Linked DNA regions of Mus musculus: region 2 is linked to region 1. Evidence: chromatin loops called from intact Hi-C (ENCODE). Cell type or tissue: left cerebral cortex. All regions are shown on one strand.

Region 1 (8,000 bases):
ACCCTCTGCAAGGAGTAACCACTTCCCCTTTCCTCCTTCCTCTAAGCTGCTTCTCATTTGTCCTCCTAACTAGATACTCCTGCAAGACTAGAAGCTGCTCTTAGGAGCCTTGGGAGTGGACTTGACACCTCTGATTCATAATAACTTAACCCTGTGGAATTTGACTAATATCTCTCAGCTGTCATTCATTCATCTCTCCTCATGGCTTTGTCTGTTAACTCAGCTTAGTTGCAAAAAGGGAAATTCCCACTCCTAGTCGGGTGGAGGTTCCTCTGTAGACCATGCACCATCCTGTATATCACATTAGCTTCTTAAATTTCACAATAACCAAAGGTATATTACACCTGCTTTTTTTTTTCTCTTTCTGAACACACAGAACACCAGAGGTCAATCAAAGAGTTATTTAATTTGTTTATTTAATCTGCATGTGTGTGTGTTTGCCGTACTAGGGATCTGACACAAGAAGGCCATACGCACGGCAGCATGCGTTCGGCCACTGAGCTGCATTCCCAATCCATAATTTAGTTCTCTGAGAAGTGTAACCTCCTCTTCTACAGAAGTTAAATCAGCTTAGTGTACTTGGGCATGTGAAGCAGTGGCTTTGGATAATCCTAATGTTGCCAGTGTTAGTATTGGTAGAGTTTTGTTTTAGTAATGATCAGCTTGGTTTTCTTCCTAAATGCTCTACAGTCTTAGCTATCCTAATGCGATGTGTGGGTCAGAAAAAGCTTCTGAAATTGGCATGGTCTATGAACAACTACTCAACAGCCTTGTTGTTTCATTGATTAATTGATCCACTAATTAATTAAAGAGGGTCTTCGGTGCTCATAGATGTCAGAAGAGGGCATTGGGGGCCCTGGAGCTGGAGTTACAGACAGTTGTGAGCCACCATGCGAGTGCTGGGAATCAAACTAGGGTCCATTGGAAGAGCAATCAATGCTCTTAACCTCTGAGCCATCTCTCCACATTAATCTGTTTACTCCTTAGGGTTTTGCTTATAAAGTGAAGATTAAAAAGCTTACTTCCTGTGAAGTAGTTACGAAGTTCAGATAGGCCTGTTTGTGTAAAGATCTTGACATATAAGTAACTGTCTGATCAATGGTAGACATTATTTTACAGAACAAAGTGAGTGAAGACTGAAAAAAAAAAAAGGAAACGTGCTGACCTCTTTTTAAACGTTTCTGACAAGTTAATATTAATTGTATAGCAAGACTTCTCTATGTGAAGTTTATCTAGATACACTGAGTCAAGGAATCATAAATAAAACCAAATCATTTTAGAAGGTGATCTATGACACAGAGGTGAAAATAAGGGATAATGAAATTTGAGGGAAGAGGAGATTATTTCTAGATAAAGAAGTCAGAGGGGTTTCTTGACTGACATTCATACTTGAAGTTGAGATCCATACTATCCAGCATTCAACCTGTACATAGTGAGCTTTTGTAAAACAGTAAACACAAGCGAGAGCTTAAAAGAAGGCCAAGCACAGTTGGGAATGACAGGAATGAAACAAAACTCATTCACACGCAAGTCAAAGGAACATGGAAAAGGAGGGAAAAAAAAGAAAAAAGAAAAAAAAAAAAAAAAAGGGAAAGAGGCCCTCCATAAGCCACATCCAGGAAGCTACCGGGAACTGTACCATACTCTAGATCAAGTATGTGTTCAGTTCATTTCAGCCACTGTCTACCTTAAAGCTGTTGCCGACTTTTATTGCCTGTAAGTTATCAATGGGAAGAGAGAAGCATGAATCAACACACTGAAGAAGAAAAACAGATTTGCATTCTTGGTCACCCAAATGCCAGTGCTTCAGATGTTCATTCTGAGTGCATTTGTGTATACTAAGCTCTTCCACACACTTCTTTCTTCCTTTCTTTCTTTCTTTCTTTCTTTCTTTCTTTCTTTCTTTCTTTCTTGGCTTTTTTAAGACAGGGTTTCTCTGTATAACCCTGGCTGTCCGTTCCACACACTTCTATTTAGTCTCTTGCTGGTTTGTGTGGACGGGAGAGAACTTGAAAACAAACTCCAGAGAAAGGGAAAGTATGATCTGGAATTATAGTCAAGAATAACAGGGAACTTAGTACGGATTTAATCATTATAAAGAGAGATGAACATGTGAGCGTAGTAAATCTCCATACTATAGTTCAACCTTTAAGTCTAACCGTCCCACACAGCGACGATACTCACCATTGTATCTGTTTTCCTAGTAAAGCTAAGTAGGAAAAGTTGTCATGTGGATAAGTGTGGTTTTTAAAGTCAATGATTAGTAGGTTATTTATAATGACTAGGTATTCTTGCTTGAAATGATGTGTTGACAGGTCATGGCTATATTATATATATTAAGGAAGTTGTGCCCATTGTCATGTGACCAAAGTTGCAGGGTTTAGTAAATAAGAATAAGCAACAACGATAAAATTGTTTCAGAACCACCTGGACAGAAATATCCTAATTTCTTTTTATAGAAACAAACATACAATAAATAAAAAAAAAACTGTGATTTACTGGTCTTTTAAAAACCCACCACTGTATAATTAAGTTTCTTTGTGTTATAAACAAAGTTTTCTCTGGTAAAGCAACTTTGAGAAAATTATAATCAACAGTCTTAAGAAGTACAAGAAAAATGCACTTCATAGTTACTTCTTCATTTGCTGACATTAGATTTATCACTGGAGATAAACCACTAATTAAATGTACTAAAACAGACTTACCATTAATAAAGTGAACTAATGATTTTCTAAAACAGTAGAGCACTAATATTTCAGTATTCTTCCTGCCCCTTCTGCACTTGTATTTCAAACTGTTCACAACCTGCCTTCTTTATTAAATCTAACAGCCATAGGGTTCAAACAAACACTAAAACTTACATGGTAGATTTCGGCAAGAAAAAAAAAAAGGAAACGTGCTGACTTCTTTTTAAACGTTTCTGATAAGTTAATATTAATTGTATAGCAAGACTTCTCTATGCGAAGTTTATCTAGATACACTGAGTCAAGGAATCTTCCGTTTAGCCGCTTCCAAATCACTCAGAGATCCTCTCATATAGTCTTGGACAAGGAAAACGCGCTTCAGAGCTCGCTCCAGTCCTGGGCTGCGACTGCAGCGTATTCACGCTCGGGTGCGGTTGCGTACGTTTAAGCGCTTCCCGCTCTCACCGGTTGGGTTAAGACTTGTAACTGCCATCTGGCTCATAAATTTGGTTTCCTACTCTGTCTGGTGCCCCCTGGTGCTCATCACAACTATAATCTTACGTAGTAGCAAAGGTGGTCCAGGAAGCACTAAAGATATTTTGAAGAGAAGAATTCCATTACTGTAAACTGCACGGATCTAGGTTTCCGGAGATCCGCGCCTTGGTATAAATTACATATGTGTACATATGCAAGTGTAGTACAGAAAGGGGATGTTTTACTGAGCCACCGAGGCAGGGTATAAGAAAACAAAAGGAAAATAATTTTTACTCAAATATAGAGGCAAAAGTCAACTATGTCCTCTCAAGTTTGTAATCAAAGATTAAAGATGTAGAATATCTTCGAACTCGACCTCCTCCCATGCTTGTCACCCGCCTCTCCCCGCCCCCTACACCTCCCGTTCCCGTTAAGTTTCCGGCAAAGCAAAGAGGTTCGCTCTGATCCTGGGTTTTATTTAGTAGGCAGCCCATCTTTGCAGCCAAAGTACTTGTTTGGAAACTGGAGATGAGCATGCGGCTTTAGTTGTTGTGAAGAAGAGAAGGATGGAATATATTTTGTTTACCCTCACCCATCTAATCAACAGTGATGGTATGTGCACTCTTCACAAAGTTTTCTGGGAGTCTTCGAATTCAGGCTCAGGTTATTCAGCTTTACCTCCTTCTCCACTCCCACACCCCTAGTCACAACACTAAGGAGGCTCTCCATTAAAGACGAACAACATCATTTTTCATTGCATGGCAGCTCTACGAGCTATCTAAGCAGAACATGACGGAAGTCTCTCATTCTCTCCTTTCTTTTCTTCTCCTTTCTTCTCTTCTTTTGCAATTGATTCCTAAATAATGATTTTGATAGCGAGCACTGAGTTTGGAACGGAATTGAGCGACCCACGATGACGCTCCCATCAGGCTTTCAGATGGGGCGGTTTTCAAAAAAAGGAACTACAATTCCCAGGAGGCACCAGGCTAGAGCAATCGCAGGGCATCACGGAAGTAGTAGGCGCGTTCCTCCCGGGTTCCTTTCACGGTTTTCACCGCGAAACTACAAATCCCATCGTGCCTCGAGCTCGGCACGCCTGCGCGAGAGCCCCCCGAGCGCGATGTGGGCGGGGCCGCCCCGGGCGGCGGGGGGCGGGGTCCAAGCGGGCTGTGTGGAGGCTTCAGACATCGGCGCCATTTAAAGCGGAGAGTTTTCCCGGGCGGACGCGCTCCTTCTGCTCGGCTATTCCGTACTCCCTTCTTCGCTGACAGAAGGCGCCTAGTGGGGTGACTGCTCTTTTTCTCTCCCTCTCCCCCTCCTCCCAGTTCTTTCGGTCTCCTCTCCTCCTGGCCAGAGAAGTAGCGGAGCCCGGGCCCCGCGGTGAGCGGCCCTCCCCTCCCCACAGTTCCCTCCCTCCTCTGCCCCCGGCGCCGGCCAGAGAGGGGAAGAGGTTCGCCAGGCCCGGGGCGGGCGGGGAGGCCTCGGGGACGGGGGGGGCCGCTCCTCAGGCTTCGAGGCTTCGAGGCTTCGGCCCTCAGCATCTAGTGATGGGCGCCCTCTGAGACTGGTCCCCTCTCCGGGGCGCGTGCTGCCTGAGGCGGCGGCCGAGCGAGCGAGCGAGCGAGCGAGCGACCGGGAACCCGGGCCGCGGCCCTCCTTCCCCTGCGCGGCCCCTCCCACTCCTGTGCCCCGGGCTGCCACCGCCCGGCGTCGGGGCTCGTCCCTCGCGCGCTGTGCCTCCGCCCTCAGGGCCTATCCCGCCGTGCTCGGCGGGCGGGCGGCGACGGCGGCAGCGGCAGCGGAGGGAGCTTAGCCGTCTTCACTTGGGTCGCATCCTCTCGCCCAGGAGCCAATTCCGCGCCCTGCTCCTCATGACTGCGGCGCTTCTGCTGCCCCAGCCCTACCGGCCTCCGCTCGCTGCAGGATGGATGCGGACTGTGCGGCGCTAACCCCCGTGGCTCCGCTCCCTCCTAGCCCGCCGACGAGCCCGCCCCGTGAGCCGCAGCAGCTTCGGTGCCAGCAGCAGCAGCCGCCGCAGCAGCCGGACTCAGTGTCCCGCGTCGCCCTCGGGGCGCCTTGTCAGTGCTGAGTGGGAGTCGTCCGGTGGTTCGGAGCCCGCCGTAGGAGCGCTGCCCAGCACTTCTTGGTGGCTTCTCCGGGTCACCCTTTTCCCTTTTCATTCATAAATCCGAGCCCGCATTCTTCACTCCATCGGACCGACCATGTCTGACGGTGCCGCCGAGAAGCAAAGCGGCACTCCGGGCTTCCTTACGCCTCCGGCGCCCGTCCCCAAGAATGGCTCAAGCTCCGATTCTTCCGTGGGCGAGAAACTGGGGGCTACGGTCGCCGACTCGGGAGTTGGCAGGACGGAGGAATATCGGCGCCGCCGGCACACTATGGACAAGGACAGTCGTGGGGCGGCCGCCACCACCACCCCCACGGAGCACCGATTCTTCCGCCGAAGCGTCATCTGCGACTCCAATGCCACCGCGTTGGAGCTGCCGGGCCTCCCTCTCTCTATCCCGCAACCTAGTGTACCTGCAGTGGTGCCCCAGAGTGCTCCACCCGAACCTCACAGAGAGGAAACTTTGACCGCCACCGTTGCTTCCCAGGTGTCTCAGCAACCCTCGGCTGCTGCCTCCCCTGGGGAACAAGCCGTTGTAGGCTCGGCCACCACGACCGTCCCCAGCAGTACCAGCAAAGACCGCCCGGTGTCCCAGCCCAGCCTCGTGGGGAGCAAAGAGGAGCCACCGCCGTCCAGAAGTGGAAGTGGCAGTGGTGGCGCCAGCGCCAAAGAGGCGCAGGAGGATAGGAGCCAGCAACAGGATGATATCGAAGAGCTGGAGACCAAGGCAGTGGGAATGTCCAATGACGGTCGCTTTCTCAAATTTGACATCGAAATCGGCAGAGGCTCCTTTAAGACAGTCTACAAAGGTCTGGACACCGAAACCACTGTGGAAGTCGCCTGGTGTGAATTGCAGGTAATGCCCCACCCCCTTTTTTCTTATTCGGTCGTTTGGATCCCAAATTTGGCTCTGTTAAGCCAGTTTGTCGAGTTCACTCTTTACTTGTAATTCTCTGACTCTGAGAGGGCGGGAAGACTAGTGTCCAAAGAGGTTGAAATTGGGAGATTGTGGAGCTTGTAGTTAGTTAGGTGTTTGGAAAAGATAGGAACTATTGGTGTCAAGAAGGATTGTTATCAGCCAGGGGTAAAAAGAGTCATTTAAGTACAAACTTGTGTGTTTAATGTCAGGCAGGAGACATGGAATTATTGGAAAAGGGTTTCCCTTCGTGTTGGGGATCGAAGAAGTGGGGCCTGGACAAGTGCTTTCCCACTGAGCTAAATATATCCTCAGCCTTTGGGAATTTTTTTTTTTTCTTTTGCTTTAAGTAAATATCAAACCTTTTTTTCCTGTACACTTCATTCTCTTCTAAGCCTCTGCAATAATGAACTGCCTTGTGTGTTTCCATCTCTAAAATCTGATTGTTAGACAAGACCCTGTACTTTTAAGGAACAACTTTCTTGATAGCAGAATATCATAGCATAGTAGCTAATAAAGGCATGCCTGGAAATCCCAACTACTTACTCTATTGGTCGAGGCAGGAGAGCCTCAAGTTCAAGGCCAGTCTGGCCTGGGTAGTGAGACACTGTCTTTTTTGTTTTGTTTTGTTTTGGTTTTTTCGAGACAGGATTTTGTATAGCCCTGGCTGTCCTGGAACTCATTCTGTAGACCAGGCTGGCCTCGAACTCAGAAATTCACCTGCCTCTGCCTCCCAAGTGCTGGGATTAAAGTCTTGCACCACCATCAAAACAACCACCCAGTCCCTGATTCCCAACTCTCTTTCCCTTTAAGTGCTTTCAGAGTAGGAAGGTACAGTATATACCTACCAATATAACCACCTACAGGTGCTTAAGCCTTATGGCTAGCTGTGATCTGACACTGTTCATTAGTCTGTCTTCATCCTATTCAGTCCATAGTGAATAGTAAAAGTCCATGCAAAATTGTATAAGTGCTTTGAAAGTTGTGATAATACCATCATTGTTGTAATATCTTATAAAAGACTTTTTGTGAGTGTCCCAAAGTATAGCCCAGACTGTCCTGAATTTGTTGATCCCTCTGCCTCAGCCTCCAGAGTATTAGAATTATAAGTTAATGCCACTATGCCAGGGATATAAAAGATTTTTAAATGAAACTTCCCAAGAGTCCGAGGGATTACAGTGCTTTCTTCCTTCCTTCCTTTTTTTTTTTAATCTCAGGGAAATTTTCAGGTTATAAATAAAGTGCAGGTATATGCTAGATTAGTTTGGACTACTAATTGCTTGAATTATAGCAATAAATAAATGTTATTATATTTATTATATAAATTTATATTTATATAAATAATATAATATAATATAATATAATATAATATATATTATAGCGATAAATAAATGTTATTATAAAGCATCTATATAAATATTGGTTTGTTAGCACTTGTTCACATCCAGAAATGAGCATGTATTTGTGGTGGAAGCAGAATTTCAGCTACATCATAGATGAAAGTGCCACTACTGATTTCTTGTCAAGAAAATGGACCAAACTGAAATAGGATTGGAAAGTAACTGAAATAATCTCAGAACTTGATTTACCCAAGAATTAATAAACAGCTTGGTTTCCAAATGTCCCAAGGTCATTTGAAATGTGAAAGGAATAATGTTTGGAATTTGCTTCTATGTGGTGGTGCATGCCTTTAATCCCGACACTCGGGAGGCAGAGGCAGGCGGATTTCTGAGTTGGAGGCCAGCCTGGTCTACAAAGTGAGTTCTAGGACAGCCAGGATTATACAGAGAAACCCTGTCTC
Region 2 (8,000 bases), 150 kb before region 1:
GCCAGTGGTACTGAACCTGGTGGTATTGCCCATAATGTCAACATATGGGAGGCAGAGGCAGGAGGCTTTTGAGTTTAAGGCCATCCTGGGCCAAACAGAAAGATAGCAAACCAAAACGAAGGAACAGGAAGCTGGATCTGAGGGAGATGATGGAGGGATCCCCAGGTGGGAACAGCAGCAGACCTGCAGCCTGGGAGGAAGGTGTGCTCAGAGGGAGGGGCTGTGAGACTCTGGAGGAAATTGCTTTGATCTCTTCGGTTCTTGGCAAGTGAGGAAAAGATTCCCTACACCCTACCGTCTCTATCTCCCCAACCCCCGCCTCTCCCCCCCCCCCCCGCCCCTCTCCCCCGACCTGCTGGGTCTGAGAATGGAATCCGCTGTCCTAAACCAGTGTTTCTCAGCCTTCCTAATGCTTTGGCCTTTTAATACAAGTTCCTCATGTTGTGGTGACCCCCAACCATAAAATTATTTTCATTGCTACTTATAACTGCAATTTTTGAATCATAATGTAAATGTATGGTTTCTAATACAGGGGTCTCGACCCACAGGTTGAGAACCACTTACTGCCCTAAATCCTGCAGTATAGCATTCTTCTCCCTAGCCCACTAGAAACTCCATCAGGGATCTGGCTAAGCGAGGGTCATGGGGTTGCAACAGGGTGGTGCCTTGGGAGATCTGGCCCTTTAAGGCCGGAGCCCCGGCGGGTCAGAACAAAGGCCCGGGAATGTGGGCTGGATCAGGGAGCAGAGCCATTCAGCATGAGTCATTCTTTCATGGAGTCAGAATCCCTGGCTCCTACTTGCCTTGGCCTCTCCCGTGGGCCGAGGGACAGCATCCAGGGCCCGTCTGCAGAGCTTGGACCAGAAGGCTGGAAGTTCCCGCCCAGCTCAAACCCTGCTAGGGAGGCGGCGGTTCATGATCTTGGGTTCCTGGCTTTGGGGTTCAGTTCTCCCCAGAGCATGGGGGTTCAGTTCTCCCCAGAGCATGGGTGCTCAGTTTCATATCTATACAACGTGAAGAAAAACCAGGCCTCTGGAGGAGATGGGCTGTGGGGAGGCGGAGTGAGTCTTCTTCCCTGGAAGTTAAGGCAGAATCCAAGATTGTGAGATCTGTCTCACAATGGTCATCTCTCAGTCTTGCTCAGGACCTGCTCTCCTTCATTCTATACGCTCACTTAGTAACAGAGGGACAGAGTCCGAGGCCAGGGTCCAGGAGACCCTGTTCAAGATATAACAGCCCCAGAGAATCCTGCCAGCCAGGGATGCCTGGGAACCTGAAGGCAGCAGTAGTAGGTGTGAGTCGAGGGGCAGGGTTATGCTGAGGGAATCCTAGAGGTCCATTCCGGGACCCAGAGTACCTTCAGGACTAAAGTATGTGGGGTTTGTGATTGAGGTGGGTAGGTAGGGGGTGAGCACATCAAAGACCTAATTCCCACCCCCCAACCCCGCTCTTGCCTCACCTCCCCCATTCCAGTTTGCAATCCCTTTAGCCCTCTTGCCAGGCCCCACCCAACCCCAAGCCTGGGAATCCTATCCCTTCAAGTGAGCTTCTTAATTCAGCCCTTCATCTTTGTCGTTGTGTATTTTTGCTTCTTTACTCAATTCAGGCAAACAGGAAGGGACTGGCTCTAACAGAAAAGTAAACACATTGTCACATTGTCTATTGACATTCTAGTTACCAGGGACCTTGATGTCCACCATCTCATCCTGCTTTTTCTTAGAAATGAGATTACATGGATGCTGTCTCATGGTGTGTGTGTGTGTGTGTGTGTGTGTGTGTGTGTGTGTGTGTGTGATGGAAGTTGGATAAAATTGTTCTACCAAGAGGCTACAAAAGACCCAGAACCCAGCTGAAGGTAGAGACCTGGTCCCTTCTCCGATCCATCAAGCTGGTGTGTGAGCAGGCCAGCTCTCCCAACCCTGTCCTTGTCTGTGCAAGTACAGAGCTGAGTTCTTTTTAGCAGAGCCATCAAAGAAGGAGGAGGCTCCCTCCTCTGGGTGGAGAGTCTCAGGCTTGAGACTATCCGCTGAGAGGAATTAAGGCCAGGCAGCTGTGGGGCCAGGCCAGGCTAGAGACAGTGAATCACTTTGCCCCATGCAGCCCCAGGCACTGGTGACCTTTGGATGAGTCACTCCTGTCAGTTTTGAGAAAAGCCATGCAGGCAGTCCTTCTGTGTGTCAGCTCAAACCCCGGCTACACAGAGAGTAGGTCAAATGATGACCTGTCAGTTGGCCTCGGAGTAGTAAGCCACCTAGAGATTCTAAGAGCACCTGGAAAGTTGGCGATGAGTCCCCGGCTTCCAGAGGCTGATTTCCTACCCCAGGAAAGGGTGGGTCCATCCTAGAATGCTTGTTTAAACCGTAACCCCAGGAAAATTATTCTACTCATGGGTTTGAAGTAGGTGTTGGGATGTTCTGCTGTCCTATCAGAGTCCAGCTTGGGAAGGTGATGGGCCTGCCCCACTGTGTTGCACATACGCTGGAGCCCATGTAGGCCCAATATACTGTGTGGCTGTGTAGCTCCAACACCCTAGAACCATGTAGCTCATAGTTATGGAGGACATATCTGGCACAGCGTTAAATACAGGACATGAGTCAGCTTAGTCCTCACTCAGCCCTGCAAAGATGAGAGCATCACCATGTAGTGAGCAGAATGCAAAGAGTTCAAGGAACTCACCGAAAACCACACAGTAGAGTGCCCTTCCCTTTGTACTGGAGTCAGCATCTTAACCCCTCCCCTACAATGTTCCAGAAGCTAAAACATGCTTAGGGTCTAATGACAAACATATGAACAATGCAGGATGGCACGTCTGTAATCTCAGCACTCAGGAGACTGAGACAGGAAAAAAGCAAGGACAACCTGGGAAAGAAACAAAACAAAGAACCCTAAAGATGAACTACATGGTGGTAGTCAGATGAAGGGAAGTAATCCTATAGTCTGGTCAGGGCACACTGCTCAATGGAAGTCTAGCCCTTAGTCCCAGGGAAGCTTGCTCCAGACTTGCCTGAGTCTTCCAGGCCTATGTGTCCCCAACCCCTGCACTGCTGTGGGCAAAGAAGACAGAGGTTTGCCTTGGATTGAAAATGTTAAAACATTTAACAGAAGCATCTGGGAGAACTGGTCGACCTTGGCTACTTCTGCTGTGAGAAGGGAACATCTGTCCTGTTTGCTGTGCATAGCTGGGGCTTAAGCTCCCTTGTAGAATGCTTGTCTTGTAGTATTCATGAGGCCATGGGGTTTGATCATCAGCATCCAAGTGGAGGGCGGAAGGATGGGAAGCAGGCCCTTGAGAAATATTGAACTTATGGAAGACAAGCAGACAAACCCCCAACTCAGGATTATCCGCCCATATGTGGCCCTACAGGCATTTTAAATAATCTCTTCTGACTCAGGGCCTGTCCCAGCCCAACTTTTGGTGTAGGCACCACTTAGCTTTTCCACAAGCCCCAGAGACTTGTAATGCCTCTCCACTCCTTGGACAGCCTCTGTCCACACCCAAGGCATGCCATACCACACCAATCTCCCAAGAAAAGGAAATATTCGCCCAAGCGTGATGACACTGTGTATCCAGGGTCCCTGCTCCTGCTCTTGGCCTGCAGACTTCTGCCTTCTGGGCTGCTCATCTCTCCAGCCTGTCTCCTACTCTTCTCCCCACCCTTCCCCATGGGGCGGACTAACAGCTAACCGTTTTTGAAGGCTCTGCCTGTGCCCGGAGCAGGATGCTGAGAAGCAATGGTACACATTAGTCACAGTTCCCTAAACATACTCCACCCTTCTTGCCTGTTCTGGAGGCCTGTCTGCTCTATGCCCCTGGAGGAAGTGTCCTCTTTCTGCTAGACCCCTTCCCTTGGTACAGGCTCTGTTCCCCTGTCTGTGTTGGCCTTTGGCCTTCTTTAGGCCTCTATATGGCTCCCTCTTCTGCTGTCTTCCCTGCCCCTTTGGACACGGTCTCACTGCATAGCCCAGCTGGTCTTGAACTTAAGCTGTCTCCACCTTTAAGATCCTCTCTTGCATATTCTTGGGTTGCACAGTCCCCGAGCTCAGTCCCTTGCTAGTGTTTGGTGCTAGGATGCTGGAGAAGAAACTTAAGTGTCTCAAATACACACTGCTTTCCCACAAATTTATTAAAGAAAAGAGCTTTAGGGTGTGGCATCACTTCCGGGACAGGGGAGTGGCTTGGGACATCTGTTGGAAAACCTGCTCCACCCCTAAGGACTGTCTTTTTCTCTCCTGGACTGTAATCCTCACATAGGGCTGACAGGCCCGGTGCTGTCACTGTCTTCAGGCCAAAACCCACAAAAGGGCAGACTCCTGCGGCTCTCTGTTTGGGGCAGGCCCCATGCCGCCACTGTGCCGCCCTTGGCCTTCCATGCCAAGAGCAGCCGTCTTGCCCTTAAAAATCAACAGCCTCTAATCCGCGGTAGGGCGGGGTGTCTTTTGCGTGTTATTCTGGTGATAATCCCTGACTGTCCCTGAAAGCTCCTCCAGCCTTGGATTCAACCTCCCTGGGAGGCTCCAGCTCTTGCCCAAGGCCCCAGGACTGGGCCTGGACCGTGCAACATTAAAGATGAGGGGCGTGGCCTTCGGGGGGGCTGGGGGGAAGGGCTGCGGGACTGCGGTTGTCCCGCAGGGGAGGCCAGGAAACTGCTTAGAGAGGCTCAGGTTAGCTCAGCCCCTCCCCGGCAGGAATCTGAGTCTTCGGAAACCCAAGTGAGAATTACAGGCGACAATAGGGTTGGTCCTCCACTAGAGGAGGCAGAATGTGCAGAGAGGCTGCAAGGGAGGACCTGCGTGGGAGAGCGCGGCGGGGCCTGCTTACTCTTTGCGGAGAGCTCGCCCATCTCCCCTGCAAACAGAACTTGGCCAGTGGCCTTTAGGAAAGACTACTCAGAGTGCAGTTAACCGTGGATTTACCACACACAAACTGCCCAAGGATCTATCTGTTCCCCCCACCCCCCCACCCCCCAGTGCTCACCCAAGACCAGAGCACTTTCTGGGTCAGAACTTTGCTTGGAGGTTTTCAGCCCCATTTGGCACTTAGCTCTAGAGTCCACTTTGGCTCTAGAGTTTCCCCCAAAGCAAATATTCTCCAGGTCCACCCAGCCCACCTCCGCTGCCCCGCTGCCCCGTGGATCCTACTTTTAAGAGCCAAGTAAAAGAGTTAACACGGAAAGAGCAACAAAGACAATGCTGCCTGCCGAGCACAGCTCTGAAAATGGAACTAGTCCCAAATTTGTAAGTGAAGGAACCGAAGTTCCAAGAAATTGGCTGCCCAAAGGTCAGATCTGAAGGGCTGTGTGCCCATATGGAAGTCCTTAGGCCGGCGCTCTTTTTTTGAATATGGTTCTCAACGCGTGTGGATTTGATGTGGAAGCAGAAGCAGCGGGGAGCACACAGTAACGAAGGTGCTGGGTCAGAGGCGTGGCTTGGTGACAGACCACTTCCCTTTCACTCGTAGGCTGGATCCCCAACAGGGGCGGGGGATGGGTAGGCAGGTTCTCTGACTGAATCAGACAATCAGGAGAGATGCCCGGGCATGAGGACCACTGCCCTATCCATGGCTGCCCTGGAAGTCTCTTTCTGCGCGCCTCTGCTGGCCAGTTTCATGTTGATTTTGCCTTTTAATTCATTTAATAGCACCTCCCCCCCCCCTCTGCTCCCCGGAAACCAAGGGTCAGAACAGTTCAGTGAGGTTGCCAGGACCACCCAGCTTTTAAGTATTAGAGTTCCTGGGATCTGGGACCTGGGTCGCTAAGCCACTACACCCAGCTTTCACAAACCTCAAAAGGCCCACCCAGAATTATGGCTCACACCTTCAAACCCAGTACTTAGGAAGCTGGGGTAAGAGGCTTGTTTAAGGCTAGCCTGGGCTACGTAGGATGTTCCAGTTCAACCTGGGCTTCAAGAGTGAGAGATCTTGCCTCAAAAAAGAACCAAACAGACCCTCAAAGGACCAGTCTAAAGAATTTTAATGTAGTATTTCTAGGTTTTCCCACAGGAAAACCAATGAAACGAAGCCCAGATTTCATTTTATCCTGGCAGCCAGGATGGGTGGCAGCATCTCTCCCCTATACCCATTATAGGCACACCATTGCCTTGTCTCCGAGAGCCCGAGGCCCCTTTCTTTTCATCCTCGGCCACACCAGAGCTGAGGCGTCATGGGTGCTGAAGGGCTCTGCCACTTCAGTACATCTGAGCCACGGGATTTCTCCAAGCTGTAATGGAGAACCTGAATCCAGAGAGAAGTCTAAATGTAGAATAAAAAATAAACAAAGAAAGAAGGAAGAAAAGAAACAGAGAGAGAGAGAGAGAGATGCCTTTGTCTCCAAACAATGACAAACAAACCCAGAAGTTAGTTCTGAAGTTGAAAGTCAACATTGCACACCACGATGAGAGTGAGTGTGGCCTCCCCACTAGAGCATACATTTCAAAAGGCGAGAGTTCTTGTTTGGAATGTAATGCAATTAGAACAAGAAGTACTGACAGTTTCTGGCTGTAGTCCAGGTGAGAAGACCCCCAGCAGGCCATGGTATCTGTCAGCTAGATGGGAAAAGGGGAAGGTGCTGAATTTTCCACCCCATCCAGCCCGGAGAGAGCCTGCCAAGATGCCCGCCTATTCAGTCCAGTTCAACAAACCACATCTCCAGCTCCTTCTATCAGACGCAGACATCTAGGATGCAGTGAAGATCCCTGCCTGCCGTACAGTCCTGCCCTCCTAATCTCCTAAAACGGCAAGGGTTAGCAGGGAATAAAGTGTCTAAAGTGGGGAAGCCAGGAGATAAAATGACCCTTCATGCCACCCCAACGGCTGCTGCGGGGACTGTGGACTTTGTCTCCCTCGGTGCTGCAGCACCTCACCTGACAGGGCTAATGAACAAGTGAATGAACTCTGCATTCATTCAGAAAGGGCCTAGCAGACGGAAGAGGAGTTGTGTGCCAGACCCCCTTCAATGGAGCATCTTGCTTGCTGTACTGCAGTATCCTTGGTACTGGCCATAGATGAAATAGACTATAGAGGGAATAAACAAGAGAGGATTCAGGGAGCACAGAGTCCCCAGTGCTGGGGTGACGACAGTCCTGAGGGGCCCCCTTTGACTGACTTGCCAGCATGAGTCAGCAGGACTGTGCCCACCTGGGACCCTGACCCAGCCCAGGTGCTTTGCTCTCACCCAGCCCTCATTCCTTCCTCGCCCAGCTGGTGCAGCTGGAGACCTCACATGGCGGGTGCACCGCTCTCTCTTCAGTTCTCAGGCTTCCAGTGCCGCTGTGAGATGGGAGGACACAGTCACTGAGCCCAGCCTGCACTCAGCAGTGCCTCTGATAGCAGACAAAGCTGAAGGAAACCGAGGGGGAGCGAGCAAGCCAGCAATGGCAGAGTTCTCTGTGGAGCCAGGGAGGTCTGACTGGAGGGGGCTCTCCCTATCTCTGCTGGGTGACCTTGGAGCCCCCACAAAGCCTTGCTGCTTCTCTGCTTTTGATGTCTGGAAGGACCTTCCTCTGAAAGATTTCCTTCTCACCAGAAGTCAGTGTAGGCCTACTCTGGATTGAGCAAACCCCCCAACAAAATAGCTAAAATAGCTTCTTAACTAAGGTCAAGGGATCGTACCGGAAACAGCCCAGCATCAGGCCCTGGCAAACTGGCAGATTCTCTGTCTTTCTCCAGTCGTGGGGACCAAGATAAAAATTTGTGCGTAAACCGGGCGTGGCGCATGCCTTTAATCCCAGCACTTGGGAGGCAGAGGCGGGCGGATTTCTGAGTCCTAGGCCAGCCTGGTCTACAAAGTGAGTTCCAGGACAGCCAGGGCTATACAGAGAAACCCTGTCTCGAAAAGCCAAAACAAAAACAACAACAACAACAACAAAAAAAAACGAAACTTGTTCTTAGGAGGAAGCAACCCCTCCCACCCTCTGAACTGAGCTCCATCCCCAGCCCAGTCCTAGAGCTGCGCTTTTTTTTTTTTTTTTGGAGACTGTCTCATGTGGCCTTTCAGTAGCTGAGG

Evidence for each region. Peaks named below come from ENCODE experiments on the same cell type or tissue, not always from the same donor. Only the 100,000 strongest peaks of a DNase experiment are listed, where the experiment ranks them.
Region 2: a loop joins it to region 1, with 7 times the contacts of the local background. A loop is called at or near these places in 33 of 42 quality-filtered maps.

The regions. Positions count from the first base shown.
Region 1 is chr6:120,035,013-120,043,012 of GRCm38, reverse strand. It overlaps Wnk1 (WNK lysine deficient protein kinase 1), which reads left to right and starts at 4,358. Exons shown (of 28, transcript NM_001199084.1): 1 at 4,358-6,139. The coding sequence starts at 5,381. In left cerebral cortex, CTCF peaks have their summits at 3,204 (motif pointing left) and 5,858; DNase peaks (open chromatin) are centred at 4,232, 4,857, 5,563, 5,864 and 1 more place; H3K4me3 peaks cover 5,055 bases; H3K27ac peaks cover 3,044 bases.
Region 2 is chr6:120,185,202-120,193,201 of GRCm38, reverse strand. All of the region lies in intron 1 of Ninj2 (ninjurin 2), which reads right to left. Among named protein-coding and RNA genes, the nearest start is that of Gm25327, 45 kb to the right of the region's middle. In left cerebral cortex, CTCF peaks have their summits at 3,889 (motif pointing left) and 4,751; DNase peaks (open chromatin) are centred at 773, 2,595, 4,718 and 5,349.